Regions from separate parts of the Mus musculus genome. Here region 2 is linked to region 1. The links are chromatin loops, found by intact Hi-C in ENCODE. Cell type or tissue: left cerebral cortex. All regions are shown on one strand.

What was found. Peaks named below come from ENCODE experiments on the same cell type or tissue, not always from the same donor. Only the 100,000 strongest peaks of a DNase experiment are listed, where the experiment ranks them.
Region 2: it touches region 1 in a loop (3-fold over the local background); 18 of 42 quality-filtered maps call a loop at or near these places.

What each region holds. Positions count from the first base shown.
Region 1 is chr11:67,105,684-67,113,683 of GRCm38, forward strand. 2310065F04Rik (RIKEN cDNA 2310065F04 gene) reads right to left here. Exons shown (of 5, transcript NR_038055.1): 5 at 6,778-8,000. Among named protein-coding and RNA genes, the nearest start is that of Mir6923, 9.9 kb to the left of the region's middle. In left cerebral cortex, CTCF peaks have their summits at 4,727 (motif pointing right), 6,516 (motif pointing left) and 7,260 (motif pointing right); DNase peaks (open chromatin) are centred at 4,725, 6,537, 7,274 and 7,913.
Region 2 is chr11:67,653,272-67,661,271 of GRCm38, forward strand. Gas7 (growth arrest specific 7) reads left to right here. Exons shown (of 14, transcript NM_001109657.3): 6 at 6,748-6,837. Among named protein-coding and RNA genes, the nearest start is that of Rcvrn, 38 kb to the right of the region's middle. In left cerebral cortex, a CTCF peak has its summit at 4,606 (motif pointing right); DNase peaks (open chromatin) are centred at 258, 2,168, 2,429 and 4,594; H3K27ac peaks cover 5,839 bases.

The DNA.
Region 1 (8,000 bases):
ATGGTAGAGTTCTTTATTTGGAGGGGCCACGGGGTTGATTTATGATTGGCAGATGGCCCCCATCTGAAGGAATCAAGGGACTGGTTTCTAATAGGAGTAACATGCCCTTATGTGGGGAGTTGGGGCAGCTTGCAGCCACTGGCAGCTGGTGAGGGTAGCTTTTCATTTCTTCACGCCTGGGTCACTTCAACAGCTGAGTTTTAATAAAGCAAATGTGCCTCAGACTATGGGGGGGGGGAGCAGGCCTCCTAGAACACCAAGGCCCATTTGCACCCCTCCCACTAATCTCACTGCTAAAAACAGCTGAGGCTGAGAGGCCCTCAGAGTGCTGGTTGGATCTGAGCAGTGATCCAGTTACCCCGAGCTATGCTGAGACATTCCAGAGGCTCTTGTGTCCTCGGCTGCAGGCCACTAGGAGCCAGAAGCCCAAGATGGTACAGAATATTTTTATTCAAGATGGCCATGCTATCTATGGCACATAGAAGCAAGAAGCCCCTTCTTAAGGGCATGTTCTAACAACTGAAACACGGTCCCCTTTCGGGGAAGCTTTTGGGAGGATTAGGATTAAGTGAGCAAGGGAGAATGGACCCCCGTAGGGCTGGCTCTCTTCACAGAAGACCTGGACAATGCTAAGAAAAGGTTCCTCTTGAATGAAGAACACGGAGAACGGCCATCTCTTCAGGCTTCCCAGCAACTATATGGTGTATAACTCACGGAACAAAGACAAGTAAGACAGAGCCTTGAATTCCAAGGACAGTAGATGGAAAATAAGCACCCGAGTAAAGATAAGAAGAAACGGAGAACAAAAACAAAACAGAAAACTCTTAGTGCAGTGGAGAATTGAGGAAGGAGGCAGTTTTACAAAGATCAAAAGGAAGGCGTTAGCCACGAGCAAAGTGTTTTGTGCGGAGCAGGGGTGTCATGCCCCTGCCGAATCCAGTTCTTCGTAGAAAAGGTCAAAGGAAAAAAAAAACGGGGAGACTATGTTGCCCTCAAGAAAAACCAGTTCTCTCTACTCCCACTTCCTGCCTTGTTATCCCGACTCCTGATCAGTAAGGAAGAGACAATACACTTCAGAAATGCTTCCTTACACATTTTCAGACAGTCATGAGCTCCATTTTGTTGTCTTCTCAAGCAGCAGGCCCCTGAAAGCCAGGCTCAAGTGTGAGAGAGGACACTTGGGGACTGAGGTGCTACCTGTGAGAAGCCAAGACCCAGCCAGAGCCTCCATCCTACACCTTGGTTATCTAGTAGGCGCTTCCGGTCTGTGTTTTCACACAGCCGTCATTTACGAAGTGCCTACTACTGCCCAGAACTGGGAAATAGGAGCAGAAATCTCTTGGAAAGTGAGATAGAAAAGGAGGGAGAGGAGGAATCCTTGTCTTAAGTCCTCAGAGTGGGGAGGGCAGGAGAGTGGGAAGAGAGACAGACATTTTCAAATGCGGTTCAGCCTCTGCCCTGGGTGACTTACAGCAGCTGCACCTATTTTGGGCCTGAGGTCTCCGTCCCCGGGCAACAGGTGGGAAGACCTAAGATTTCCTGGTACATTCCCAGGGCACAAGTCACCCTTTTTTAACGACTCATTTTAAGCTAGAAACATGGAGTCTTCCTTTTCTGTTTTCTGAGCCAGCCTTGGGGATCTAGGCCTCAGCACACGGGTGGCGACTCGTGGTTTCTGGGTCTCGCTCGCTCGCTCTCTTGCTTTATACTCACACACGCATGAGCGCACATACACACATAAGCACGCATGCTCGCACCTACGCACGCTCCCTTTCCTGAGCTAATGAGTGAAGTACGTGTCAATCACAGTACATGCCCAGGAGCCCACGGAAGGGAGTCAAGTAAGGGCATAGGTAGGGAGCAGAGATTAATTTACCCGATTTGTCGTCCAGCCCCAGCCTTAGCATCCCTACACTAACAGGACCTTCCATGGGCTATGTGGTCCATAAGTTCCCACTGATAAGATTTGACATTACCATTGGTCAGTAGGAGCAAAAGCGTACAGCCCTTTGTTTCCAAACCGTTGCAGAATAAAGACTAATCTTCCAGGGGAAAATCAGCTCTTTGACTGTGACTTCATCCTTATGATCAGGGGCAGCTTTTGCTAGGATGCTTTCCAGTTACCTACATCCTTTACTCTTAGCGAGGGATCACACGGCACTGCCAGCACGGCTACTTGGACACTGGAATGGGCACCTGCCGCAAGAGTCCCTGACTTTGGTAGGCGTCTTCTAGCCTGTCATCAGAATTGTTCCCTAAGCTGAGATTCCAACCCCTGACCCAGGGCTTGAATGCTAGGTGCTGAGCACAGCGTTAATGACCTTGTTTCTTCTCTTCAGGTTCTGTCTTGTCTCATAATACTGTAGTAATCTATCGATTTAGCCCCATTGTCTGAAGCATAGATAAGAGATGCACACAGGCTTTTTTTTTGGTGGCTCTTGACATCTTTGTAGGAAAATATTAACAGTGGTTCTGTGGCGTAAGCCATCCTGAGCTAGCTCCAGAGATTAAAAAGACAGCTTGAATATTAATCATTACACGGAAAGAGCGATTTTCATATCGGTTTTCCTTAGTGTGTTTCATGACTTCATTGAACTCCCCCTTTGGGTTTTAAAGGCCGATAAGAAGAGGAACCCATGATCTCTTGTAATATGAAAACAGGAGAGAGAAATACCCAGGAATTAAAGGTTCAAGTGAGGGGGAAGAAAAAGGAGGGGTAGGTGTGGGTTAATCAGAAACTAAGGGTGTATGTATATAAAACCCATATGGAAATCCACCACTTTGCAGCTGAATTGCAAAAACAAAAAATTTAAAGGCATTTGAACACAAGTACTCTTCATGGGCGAACAGTGCTTCTCCAAGAAGGTATGGGTTATTAAATTAAAATATGCCAGGCTTCGGGATACTTCTTTAGGAGTAACTGGTCAAGGAGGCTGCAGAGACCCCTCCCCCAAATAACACAAGCTCTTGGTTTCCACCATAACTATGGTAAGATCCGATTGCTGAAGGCACAATACACTCTGGTTTCGAGAACTCAGGCTGGACCCGACCTGAAGACTTCCTCCCTGATAGATAGCGTCCATAGTTCTGGAGGTCCCATAGATGACAGCTGTAGGAGAGAAGCCATTAAGTGGTATTGCCCAGATGTGAACCCTGACTGCTGCAATACTTATCTGATGGGCAAAGGTGTGTGCCCGTGGGCGTAAGTGGCATAAAGGTTACAAGGCTAACCAACCCTTTTCTGAGGGGATTTGAGGTCTGGCATTGTAAACTGGGCCAAAAGCCCATAGCTTAGGAGGTTCTAGGGCCTGGGGGGTGGGGAGGGGGAGAAATCCACTACTGTTGTTGGGGGAGAAATCCATTACTGTTGTTCTGTGGATTGGATGCACTGTCAAGCTGATATATATATATATATATTCAATCAATTGAGTGTATACTATATCTATATTTATATACTCAATCAATTGTGTATATACTATCTATCTATCTATCTATCTATCTATCTATCTATCTATCTACCTACCTACCTACCTATCTAGCTACTCAATCTGGCAAACATCTTGGCTTGCTTGTCTGGGACACAGTAGGGCCAGTCACTTCCTTCATGGTCCTGGGGCTTACTAAGAACAGCTTGCTGCTGCCACCCCCTATGGAAAGGCATCCAAGGTCATGTTGCCAACCCAGGAAAGGATCAAAATCTCCAAGTCCAGGTGCGGAATGCATCTTCTTTTCCCACTGGAATAAACTGAGCCACAGAAAAGTGGGAACTATGTTCAGTGTCCAGGGTAATCATGTCACAGCCGAGTCTCTGCAGAGCAACAGAGGTCTCCTTAGAGGCCTGCGTGGAATCTGTGTAACTTGCCACAGTTCTTTCCAAACACTCCTGGCCTCTGTTACAGTTGGTCAAGCACCCTTGTCTCAGAATGACACTCGCTGGGTCCCACCTGTGGCAGAAGAAAGGGCCCTCGCTTGATTCCCCACAAACATGGTCATGTTGCATTTGCTGAAATTCTAGCCTTGCTGGGTTGTCTTTCACACCAGCTCAGCCACCAGTGCACGCTCTGACATGTTTCTGGAAGCAGCCCCTGCCTTCTATCACGAAGGTCAAATCTGGGACCTCACACAAGCTACACAGATACGTTACCACTAAGCTACACCCCCAGGCTGTACTTCACTTTTTATTTTGTGAGTTGCTCAGGCTGGCTTTGAACTCACTCTGTAGCTTACCAAGTCTAGACTTTTCCCTGCTCCCCCTTCCTCAGCCACGTCGGTACCCAGGTCACCTTCAGTAGTGCCGAACTTTCCAGCTATGCATCTTTGTATTTCCAGTGCCTGCCCAGATACCCTGTGTTTTCAAAGGCTCTTAGGAATTGATTTTCTCATATTTGTCTCAAGTAGGTGAAGTGAGGATTGTGGAGGTTAGAGACACAGTCTCCACCTTCTCTCTCACTTCTCTGATGGGAAAGTAGGGGGCAAGAATCTGCCTCCGGATCTCCCTATCTGTGTATATGACAGTGCTACACTTGGGAACGCCCCACCTATCTCTCCCCTTACCTCCTGACCCATCTGTCCACACAGTCTCCCATCTGCTCCATCTCAACTACCACAGTGCAAGGTCCTAAGCATTGCCTCCCATATGGAGAACTGCTAGGAAGCCAGAGGCTCCAGGAAGACATGCTGTGCTTGGAGTCATCTTTGAGAGCTTGGTACCAGATTCTCCCACTAGGTGGCACCACCGCTCTGCCAGAAGCACAGTTCCCACAGATCTGTGATAATATTCCTCAGGTGCCAAGGGCTGAAGGTAGCTCCTGCAAGATGTGACTGGACAGAGAAGGACTCCCCACTACCTCAGCCTGCATTCATTAGAAAATGCCACAGCAATGCTGTCGGATATTCAAGTTGAGGTAAAAGCTCAAGAGGAAGCCTGTCACAATTTAAAATTTTGTTCATGGAGTTTTGAGTGTTAAGTATGAATCTTTTATTTGGTGTGTGTGTGTGCTCAAAGATGGAGGCTATGCCCGAAGATGAGCATGGGCCATGACATTGGGGCTGTGCCTAATGAGTTGCTATGGCAACAGATGCTCTTGCTGTTGTACATGGCCCTTTCTCTTTGTGAGGGCACTGGGCTAGGGAGGATTTCTGGCCAGCCACCATTCCTGGGTGTCCTGGCTGGTTTTGTGTGTCAACTTGACACAAGCTGGAGTTATCACAGAGAAAGGAGTCTCCCTTGAGGAAATGTCTCTATGAGAATCCAGCTGTAAGGCATTTTCTCACTTAGTGATCAAGGGCCCATTGTGGGTGGTGCCATCCCTGGTCTGGTAGTCCTGGATTCTATAAGAAAGCAAGCTGATCAAGTCAGAGGAAGCAAGCCAGTAAGAAACATTCCTGCATGGCCTCTGCATCAGCTCCTGCTTCCTGACTTACTTGAGTTCCTGTCTTGACTTCCTTTGGTGATGAACAGCAATGTGGAAAGTGTTAGCTGATTAAACCCTTTCCGCCCCAACTTGCTTCTTGGTCATGATGTTTGTGCAGGAATAGACACCCTGACTAAGACACTGGGCATGAAGCTGTTGAGAAGAGAGAACCATTGGTAGCCGCTAATGTCTCTCAGGATATATGTCCACATGGGAAGACTCCACTTTCCCTGTGAAGCCCCTTCTGCTGTCCACACCCCCTGAAACCCCTTGCCACTTCCCTGCCTGGCCAGGTTCCCCCCAAAACCCCGATACCCACAGTGCCCTCACCAGGATTCCTGTTAAAGCTCTAGTTAGTAGAAGGGGCAAGTTTTCTTGCTTTCTGGAACAATCCTTTGTCCTTCACATGGCCTATTTCTTTTCTGTAAGGTATGAAACGTGTTTTAATCACTCCTTTAGACTCCTTCCTCTCTTGGTCTGAGAAGACCCTTTTTCATTTTCTCTTCTGTCTGAACTGCATTCTCCATCCCTCCTACGATGCCCCTTCTCTGCTCTTCCCTTCTTTCTGTGGATCCAGGCTACACTGCAGAGGTGGAACGAAGAAAGGATGTCAAATAAGCTGCTCAGCAAACTCACAGGGACTAAGGGGCTCCGTGTGCTAACTGCCACTTCTAGCTTGGGTGGGGAGAGTCAGTTGGGGAGCTTTGTAAAACATGGATGTTTATGGTCGGGCCCTGTGGAATAAATAGATTCTTATGTCCAGCTACCTGGGCTGCTGAGGTAAGAGGATTACTTGATCCCAGGATTCAGACCCCAGCAGAGGCAACATAGCAAATACCTGTCTCAGCAAGCAAGCAAGCAAGCAAGCAAGCAAGCAAGCAAGCAAGCAAGCAAAATACCACCACCACCACCACCACCACCGAATTGCCCAGGTCACCCACAAGATCATCGAAACCAGAGTATGTGAGGCACAGTCTCCATACATCAGGAGTTTATAACACCCCCAAACCTCCATCTGAAAATGATTCCCAGCTGGTGGGAACTAGGGTATCAAAAAACAGACTTGGGTTCTGTTGAGCCTAAGCTGCCACCTACAGGCCAAAGTGGGTACTGTTTTCAGCTGCAGGAAGAGAGGGTAGGTGACTCAGAAGCTCTGAAACTCCAGAATCTGCCTTTCCGCTCCCCAATGCCCATCAGACAGCCGCATCATCCCGAGAAACTATGTCTTTTCAAAGCGAGAGAGTTTCCATGTCTGTGTCCCGCCCCCTCCATCCCAGAGTCTCCTTCTCTGCATGCCAGGCTAAGAGCACATCTAGAATTTAGTCTCAAACTTAAAAAACATACAGAAAATATGTGTTTATTTAAACAGTACTTTAAAATTATATTTCCCCGTCCATTCATTCTGCTCAGGGCGGGACTGGGTGGGTACTGAGTGACATCTTAACAGGTTGGTGTCACTGGGGACTCAATACCATATTCATATGTTAAGAGTGAGACATCTGTGCGCCTCTATTTCTTCATCTGTAACATGAATAATTATTGCACCCACCCTAGAGGATCAATGCTACAGCTCAGATAAAAGGCCCCACACAATAGTGTCTGATAGAAACAGCAGTTCCCAAGAGCTAGCTGAATTGTCTGACAATGGCAGGGCCAGACAAAGGCATGAGATACGCTGAATTCTGCTCCTTTTACTCTAATCACGTGACTTGATTCATGCAGGTGAATCAAAATGATCCTGAGACTCAAATACTGAGGGTATGTACTCAAACAAACAAACAAACAAACTGGTTAAGTCAGTCTCGCCATCCCCAACCTTTAAAACCAAGTTGCATTTTTGGAGAGTGCCACCAGAGGGCAGCGGTGAGCCACAAATAAATGGCCATGTTGTTGGACCAAGCACAGATTAGGGATGCTGCCTTGGTTTTAACCACCTGGGTTTTCTTAAGCCTGGAGTAGCACATCCGCTAGTTTGCCCGGGTCTGAGTCTAAATACTCTTCTGGCGTCCACCTACAACTTGGGACCGCGGTGACATCTTCAAGGTGGGGTTGGCTTTCATGTCCGTAACGGGTCTTCCACGTAACCGTTCTTTTCTCCTCACTCACTCACCTGCAAACATGGCAGATGGATCATAAAGTGCATCCCCTCTGCTTGAGAACCCATTCCCGTGTCTTTGCCCACGAACATCTCACGCTCACTAACGGGGGCCGGGGGGGGGGGTCTTGTCGCTTGGGAGATGCTCTCGGTGTCCGTTGAGCTCTGTTCCACCTACCATTCTTTCCTTAGTTCAAGACAGGTCCTACAAAGGGTTTGGTTTCTCCGACAGAGACTGCACTTCTGTGACCATTCCAGACTAGAGTGACCCAAGCATTGGGCAAGGCTGAGCACAACCCCAGGTCTCTCTTGAGAACAGTCCCCCAATCTCAAATCCCCAGAACACAGTCCATGCTCCCTGAGTGACGCCTCCTCCCTGCCAAGCGGACTCAAACCTCAAAGCTTCCTGTAAGAACTGTGACAAGAACCGATGCCCACAATCCAACTCTTCTGTCCTCAGCCCACCCTAAGAGATAATTAAAGCAGAGACG
Region 2 (8,000 bases), 550 kb after region 1:
TTTTGTTGCAGGGAAACTTCTGGAAGATGTCAAAGTTAAAAGCAAGAGAGAGCTCCCTGCAAATAGCATTTCTGGGAGTCCCTGATGAGAGAAGCTCCTGCCTAAACTCTCAGGGATTTGCCCCCCAGCTCTGGCCAGATACCCCTGTAGGGCTGGAGTAGGGTCCCCAACTCCTCCCTTCACACCCTCTGATGCGCTAAGGCCAGGACGTCTCTCTACTCTAAGGAAAGAGTTACTTAGATTCTCAGGCAACAGCTTAGATTCTCAGGCAGCAGCTTAGATTCTCAGGCAACAGCATCCCTGTACTCTAAGAAGGGAGCTGTTCAGATTCTTAGCCAACAGTAGAGATTTGAGAAGTGAGGTCTATTCAGTTTTGCTATCTTGGCACAAGCGTGGGGGAGACGCACACGGGGACATGCTGTCTTGGGCTCCTTGTCGCCCTATTCTGAGCTGCTCTGACTACCTCTGCAAAGATAAAAACCAACTGGATGTGTTGCTGTGCTTGCCCTGGTGGACCATCCTGCTTCGCAGGGACGAGAAAGCCAAACAAGCAGTAAGAGCAACTGCAATGCCCGCTGACACCTTGGTGTCCACTGCGTACACACCAGGACTACTCCCAGGGTTTCTGTTTGCCTCCTCCTGCGGGAGCTGTAGTTAATGGAATCAACCCTGCAGTGATTATACACCTGGACTCTAAAGCCAGAATCTCACTTATGCCATTTACAAAGTTAAGGCAAAGTTTGAGCAAGTTCCCCAGTGGTTTCTGGTGTCTGTCTCTGTCTGCAGAGCAGGGATGGTGAGGGCCTCAGGTATGGGCAAGTGGAGTCGGGAACGAATCGGTCCACAATTGTAAAGTACCTAGAATAGAGTCCAGCACACACTTTGTGCTCAGTATGCAACAGTGTGGTCATCACACGGTCCACACATGAGGAAAGTGGAATAGAGTGGCCGGCGGGCACTATGTTGAGGCTCACCTAACTAGGAAGCATCAAGATTGAAACCTCAGCTCTTGCCCACTGGCAGTACCCTTCCTGAGCTGACTTAGGGCCCGCGGGTCATCAGCCTGTTTTGACCTCCTTGTGTCTCCTGGAAACTGGGTTAGGGAACTTAGCCTGCTGCAACCACAACCTCTCTTCCTAGAGAATCTCAAGGAATCTGGCAGGCCTTAGGCAGGCCCCAGGTTTGGGCTTCTGGAGGCCTGGACCCCATGTCTCACACTGTTACCAAAGGCTGAAGCAAGGTGACAGCGTCTCAGGGCGGTTAGAAATGGGGAGAAAGGAAGAAGAGCAAATAAGAGAGAGACATTTTCATGATCTAAAAACAAAATCAGGAGTAAGGAGTGGGCTGGCTGGTTGTCTCAGAGACACACAGTGATGGAGCCCAACCAGAGTCAGGCCCCTACTGGGTCCTTTCACTCAGAGTTTCTGAGTATGGCCGTGAGATTCTCATTGGCTGGCTCACCTTGTACCCTCCTGCCTGGTCCTTCCCTCTGGCCTGTATCAGCGCATCTCTAGGATGGTCTGCAGCACAGAGCTGCTATCATGGCTTCTGGGACACTGTTTAAAGTGAGGACTCTGAGACATATTAGCAGTTGCTTTCTCTGGGACAAGGACAGAAAAGTGCCTTCCTTTCACTACTTCTGGAGGAAACTGAGCCAAGGAGAGACTGGCTATAAGTCACAGCAAGTGACAAAGAATATTCAGGACTGGAATCCAAGCCTCCCTGATGCCAACCTGGGCGCTTACACATACACCCCTTGGATACTCTTACCCCATGTCCCTTCAGGCTGGTGACCTGAACCATCCTTTCCCTCACCCAGGACTATGTCTCCATACGGAGCCCATAGCTCCATGTTCAAACCCTATAGAACGCAGCACTTCTTCAGAGGATGGGATGGCCCCATTTCTAGGAGGCTGAGACACCAGCTTCCCTACTTCAGGGAATATGGGAGTGTGTGGTGAGCAATTTCCCTCCCATCTAATCTGGAAGGCAGCGTTGCCAGGCCCTGCCAGCCCTGGGTGCATATCCTCGATCAGAGAGCAAGGACTGGGCTGGATCTGAAGCTTAGTGGCCCAAAGCTAGTTTAGAAGAGAAGCTGGCAGCAGCAGAAGGGCTGGCAGCCATGCCTGGGCCTCGTCCCTGCCATCAGCAGTTCTGGGCTGGCAGGTGGGGGCGGGGAGCCGTCTGATTGAGAGTGACAGACACTAATGGCTGCTCACTGCCCTCGGCACAAACTTGACACATCAGGTTGTAGGGGATTCGAGCAACAGTGACAGGGAGAGCACCAGGCACAGGACAGAGGAATTAGAGGACCTTGTGGCCCTTCATTTGGATGCGCAGTGTAACCGGTCTGGAGGCATGGCATCCTGGGAGGGAGCAAGTGGCTGGAGGAGAGCCATGTGGGGGCCTCTCCTATCTTCTCACTTACCAAGCCAGAGAAAGGCACACGGAGTACTTAGCTGCAGCCGGAGTTCCCAAACCATGTAACTCTGCAGGCTGTAAAGACACTGACTAAAGCCCTCCCCTGGGACACAGGCATCGCTGCCCCAGCTTCCCACGTCGGGCCCTGTGGGTGGGTCACACGTGGGTGGCCTAGCTAGGTGCCTCATCAGCTGCCGTTGCTCCCTTTGTGCCTCGAAGAGTGTCTGGGAGCAGTCCTCATGATCCTGCAGAATGTCTCAACTGAGCATCCACTGCAGAGGAAGCATCCCAGCTATAGGGGTAAGGTGTTTTCCCACATGTCTGTGGGTGAGGCAAAGGATCCCCAGAGGAGTTGGTGGGAGGGGCCATACCACCCACCTACACACACACACATGCACACACACACATACACACACACATATACACACATACACAGACACACACACACATATATACACACACACATATACATACACAGACACATACACACACATACACAGAGAGACAGGCACCCCCCCCCCCCCCGTTCTGCTTCCTGCTTAGCCCTGCCTTGGCCATGAGTAGGGCCTACCTACACTTTGCCCCAGGGTATAGGACAAGTCATGTGGGACAGGGTTTAGGATCCTAGTCTAGACCCAGAGTCCTAGTCTAGATTCAAGCCATAGCTCCACTATTACATACGAGCTGAGCATTCTGTGTTAGGTCACTTAACCTCTCTGTGCTCAGTGCCTTCCATGGCTGTTATGAGGAGTCCGTGAGTTCACCCATGGTAAGCACCTGGGGCATGATTAGCTCATGCTGAGCATAAAACAGATCCCTGGGCTGTCTACTGTGTACGGCCAGGAGGGTCGGAGGCCCTCATTGTTCCCAAGGCTTTCAGAGAAGACACACCTTTCCCCAGGGGTGCAGCTGTGCATTCCTATAAGTTGCCTGGAAATCACCAGGAGAGGGAAGGAATCTACCCATGGAAGTATCGGGGAAGGACATGTCCCACTTCCTCTTCCTGCCTGAGCACCGCAGTCCTGCTAATGGAGCCTTGTGGTTTGGCGACACAGGAGCCTGGCTATGAGGCCTGAAGGTCAGAGGGGCAGAGTCAGCATGAGGACTTGGACCACTTGTGACTGGCCTGTCAGCCTCTGTGCCTCAGTTCCCTGCCCTGTGCAGGTCTGCGCCATTTTCGCAGATGGACATTTCTGCCCTGATTGCTTCCTGGGGGTGACTTCATTTCACTGCCCTCAAGGTTCCCTCCACTGCTGTGGACTCTCCCTCCCTCCAGATGCATTCATCTCCCCTCCCCCATTCCCCAGTGTGGGGACACACCTATAGTCAGGCTTGGCTTCTCATGCTCTCAGACTTGCCACTGTTGACTTGTGGGGTCGAGGGCAGTCCTGAGGCGTTCCCTCCTGGGGCCACCGTCGTGGTCTGCCATCCTGTGCAGTCTCCACCACTTGGGGCTGGGCACTCACGCAGAGGGCACGTTGTACTTAACTGCTTCCGCAAGGCCCCTCTTGCTTCTGAGCCAAACTCAGCATGCATATGTGTGAATACACATGCACTCACACAGACACACACACACACACAGAAGTACTCGCATTTGCACACACACAAACACACACATGTGCCCATAAACATGCACATGCACACACACGCAGGCCCCTTTCCTTTCTGGAACATTCTTACCTCTGCCTAGCTTGCCTGCCTCCTCAAGCACTATTTCATCTAAGAGTGGTCTCAGCATCCCCAGCCCTTCCTGTGGCCTCAGCATCCCGTGCCTACCCTAATGAGAATTGTATCCCAAGAACCATCATCCCTTAATTATCAGGCTCTTGAGAGCAGATGCTGCACTGCAGACCTAGTACCCAGTCATTGCTAGAATGACGATTTGTTGGGTCTCCACTGTTTGCCTGCTGTGGCAGAAGCTAGGAAAACCCTGGGGAAGGATGCTCTCTGCCTCTCCACCTGCCCTCATAGACGGGCTGTCAGGAAGGAAGGGAGTGTGAAAACGCCATCAGAAGTAGCAACACCGACATATGTGTGCAGGGTGCTTGGGAGACACGGCATAGTAGGGAATCCCAGGGTAGCACATACCATGGAGGGGCTATCTGGCAAACATTTAGCTCTGCTGCCAGCCTGACCTGAATTTAAACACTCTGTGATCTGACTTCCTCAGTGTTATGCACTTCTCTACATGACCACCAGGGGGAGAAGGGCTCTGACGTCTCTGGGAAGCCCCTTTGAACTAACACAAACCAGAAGTGACAGAGACAGTAACCCCGTACCCCAGAGCTCCTCACCAGGGCATCCTGAGAGTTACAGGGGCATCAAGAGTTGGCAGCTTCTCCCACTTCCCACCCTCACTCCTGCCCTGTGGCCATCTTCCCGTGGCTCTTCCAGGGCCATACAAGGGGCCTTCACCTTCTAGACCCCCAAACCTTCTCGTCCCTGCTGTAGGCATCTGTTGAGAAGGCTCTGAGACCCTGGGGCTTGCTCATTATTCTGTCTTCCACGGGTGGGTGCAGACCTTCCTTGGGTATCACTCCTCCCCTGCAGCCTGGCTTGGGAGCGCTGCTTCTCACCAGTAGTCACCCAGGCCTCACCCAGAGCCTCTGACCACACACTCGGGCTAGGACCCACCCATCTGTCCTAACAACCCCTCCCAGGCGATGAGGTGCCTTAGAAATCAGTCATGCCCGCCTTTGAGTACTGTGGCCACTACATACCAGGTCCAGGCCTGTGAATTCACCTAGCTGGGGACCCCACCAACTACACACTGAAAATTGTGTCTGTACCCAAATTAAGTATTATAAATCTAGAGCTGGTCAGAGGGTGACTATTTGTAATATGCAAATACTGTACCCTTTTACATAAGGAAGCCTTGGCATCTATAAACTCTGCCATCCACGTGGGGCTTGAAACCATTGCCTACCCCTCTAACCCCCAGATACTGAAGGGCAATAGCGTCTTAAGTCTATGGCTTCCATTAGTTAGTTATTAATTTACATGTGGTTGTGCGTGCACAGTTGTATGTACATACCTGAATGCATGTGGAGACCAGAGGAAGACACATCTTTCTCTATCACTCTCTGCCTGATTCCCTTGAGCTACTATCTCACTAACCAGTTCGATGCCAGATGTTCTCCTGCCCTTAAGTCAGAGACCCCAAGTGCGATTCAGCTGACATAGGAGTCTGCTGGTTGCACATAGTGTTTTGACTTTGCTTGGTTGTTGTTGGTGGGTTGGGGGGGGGGTGTCTGTCTCCTTTGGTTTTTAACCCTGAATTAATTGCTGTCACTCAGAACTCAAGATGGTTGACACACAAACCCTGAGCTCAGAGTCTGGTGACACAGGACAGGGATCTTAATCCGCCCATGAGATATATGTCCACAGCCCATAGACCCTGCTCATGGCACAGGCTGTTTCCCTCCCACCCTAGTTGTAGATTCTGTGTTCCAGGGGTACTGGCTGTTTGCATGCCCCTCCTAGGTGAGAGCTTGAGAACAATCCCCCAACCCCTGGGGGTTCCTCCTTGGCTCTTCCTTTCAGCACATTGGCAGATGCCTGGTCCGTGAGGAGAGGTTGAAGGGAGATGCCTTGGGGTAGGGGGTGGGGAGTTGAAGCCACAGCAGTAAGAGCAGCAGTAAAGCCACGCCCACAAGGTGTGGACAGCTTGGAAGTAACACAAACTTGGCTGGATGGAACAATACTTCTTCCCGTGCTTTCTGATCCTCTTTCCCCTCCCTCCACCTCCCAATAGGTGCTGTTTCCCTAAACAGTCTGATGTCTGCCTCCACTCATATATACATACATGTATCTTCCATGCAGCCTCTACAGGTGTCTTTTGTGTATCATGCAGGGTCTCTTTGTCTAGCCCAGGATGGCCTTGAATTCCTCAGCCTCCCAGGTGCTGGGAACCACCACCTGTCTCATCTCATTCTTAGTTACAAACTTCTCTCTGTTGGAAAGTGCCAGTCTTCTGGACGAGCCTTTTACTGCCATAGATAGTGTGTGGTGGAAATCAGGCACCCATGTCCCTGCACACATGGGCAGATAGATCTGCAACCTAGTCTCTCAGTCAAAGGATCTAGGCGTTCACAACTGCGATAGATCCTACTAAACTCACACAAGAGAGGTTCCCCTCTTTGTAGCCCCTAGAATGGGTGGGAAGGAGGGCCTGTTGCCACTTACTTGAAGTAGTCACTGGCTGCTGGATCATGGGAAGATTGCTGCGTACATCCCACCAGAATGTCTGTGGGGAGGCCTCCTCTGTGCTCTGTGCAAGTTGACCCTGCACTGACAGCGTTCTTTTCCCAATTCTGTACCCTGCAGATCAACTGTGTGACATTCCCTCACCCGGACACGATGCCTGAGCAACAGCTGCTCAAGCCCACCGAGTGGAGCTACTGTGACTACTTTTGGGTAGGTACCGCCTCGGGTGCCCTTCACTGCGACCCCAACAGGAACATGCGCCCAGAAGGGTGGCAAGGGCCTTTCTCGGTGAAGCCTCGAGGTATGGTGTTGAGTGTGGCATCTCAGACAGGACTTTCCTTTTCTAGATCATTCCAGCAGTCCCAGGGAATCTGTGTGGTTTCTATTCACATTGACGTGGAATGCAAAGAAAATGGACAGTCATCCCCTTCAGTGCTGGGACGGAGGCAGGAGACTAGAATTGCTTTTAGTAAAGAAGTCTGAGCTCTAAGCCTTCTCGGCATTGCTACGAGTGGCCTTGAACTCGTGTTCTGGAAGTTGAGTGCAGACAGGGTTATATAAACTGCCTCTTTTAGCATCCACACTCTCAAACTGTTGTGAATTGCTTAGTGGGCTCAGAGCTGCCCGTTGCAAGATGAGAAGTTTCTGCAGGTGATGGGTGGCAGGATCCACCACCTCAGTCTCAATTGGCTTCATGTCACTAAACTGTACAGACACGTAGGAGTGACGACCCAGTCAATCTTGTGTCCTGTATATATCACCACCATTAAAATGTTGCCTTGATGTACATACACGCTCTCACACCTCAAAAATGCCAACGCTAGTACTGAGTACTTGCATTTTTTAAATCAGCAGGGACAACTGACTTCCGCAGTTCTAGTGGTGAAGGGGTCATGCAACCTTGACTATCTATGGAAAACTACTAAATCTCTACAAGGAACTTTCAGGAAGACCACAAGGAACCGTCAATAAATACAAACCTCTATCCACCATGGCACAGAATTATCTGCCCTCCTTTTAGATTTCCTAAATACCAGGCAAAGGTGCTTTCTTTTTCTCCTAAATCATATACCCATTAGAAAGTACGTGTAAGTTCCTGCTTGCCACTGCCAATCCATCTTACAAAATAGAGGTTTGGGGGGGCATGAGAGGTGATCTGCGAGAGAGACATGCATGCAGGCATAAGGAGCCAGGAAGATTTTGGAGGCCTGAAGGAAGTCGCATCTCTCTATAGTAGGGAGGTATTGAGGGAGTTTGAAGGAAAAATTGGGTATAACCTTCTCTGAGTGTGTCGAAGATAAGAATGGAAGGTGAGTGAGCTGGTCAGGATGAATGGTGACAGCAGTAGAGAAAGACAGAGGCAGCCATGTTTG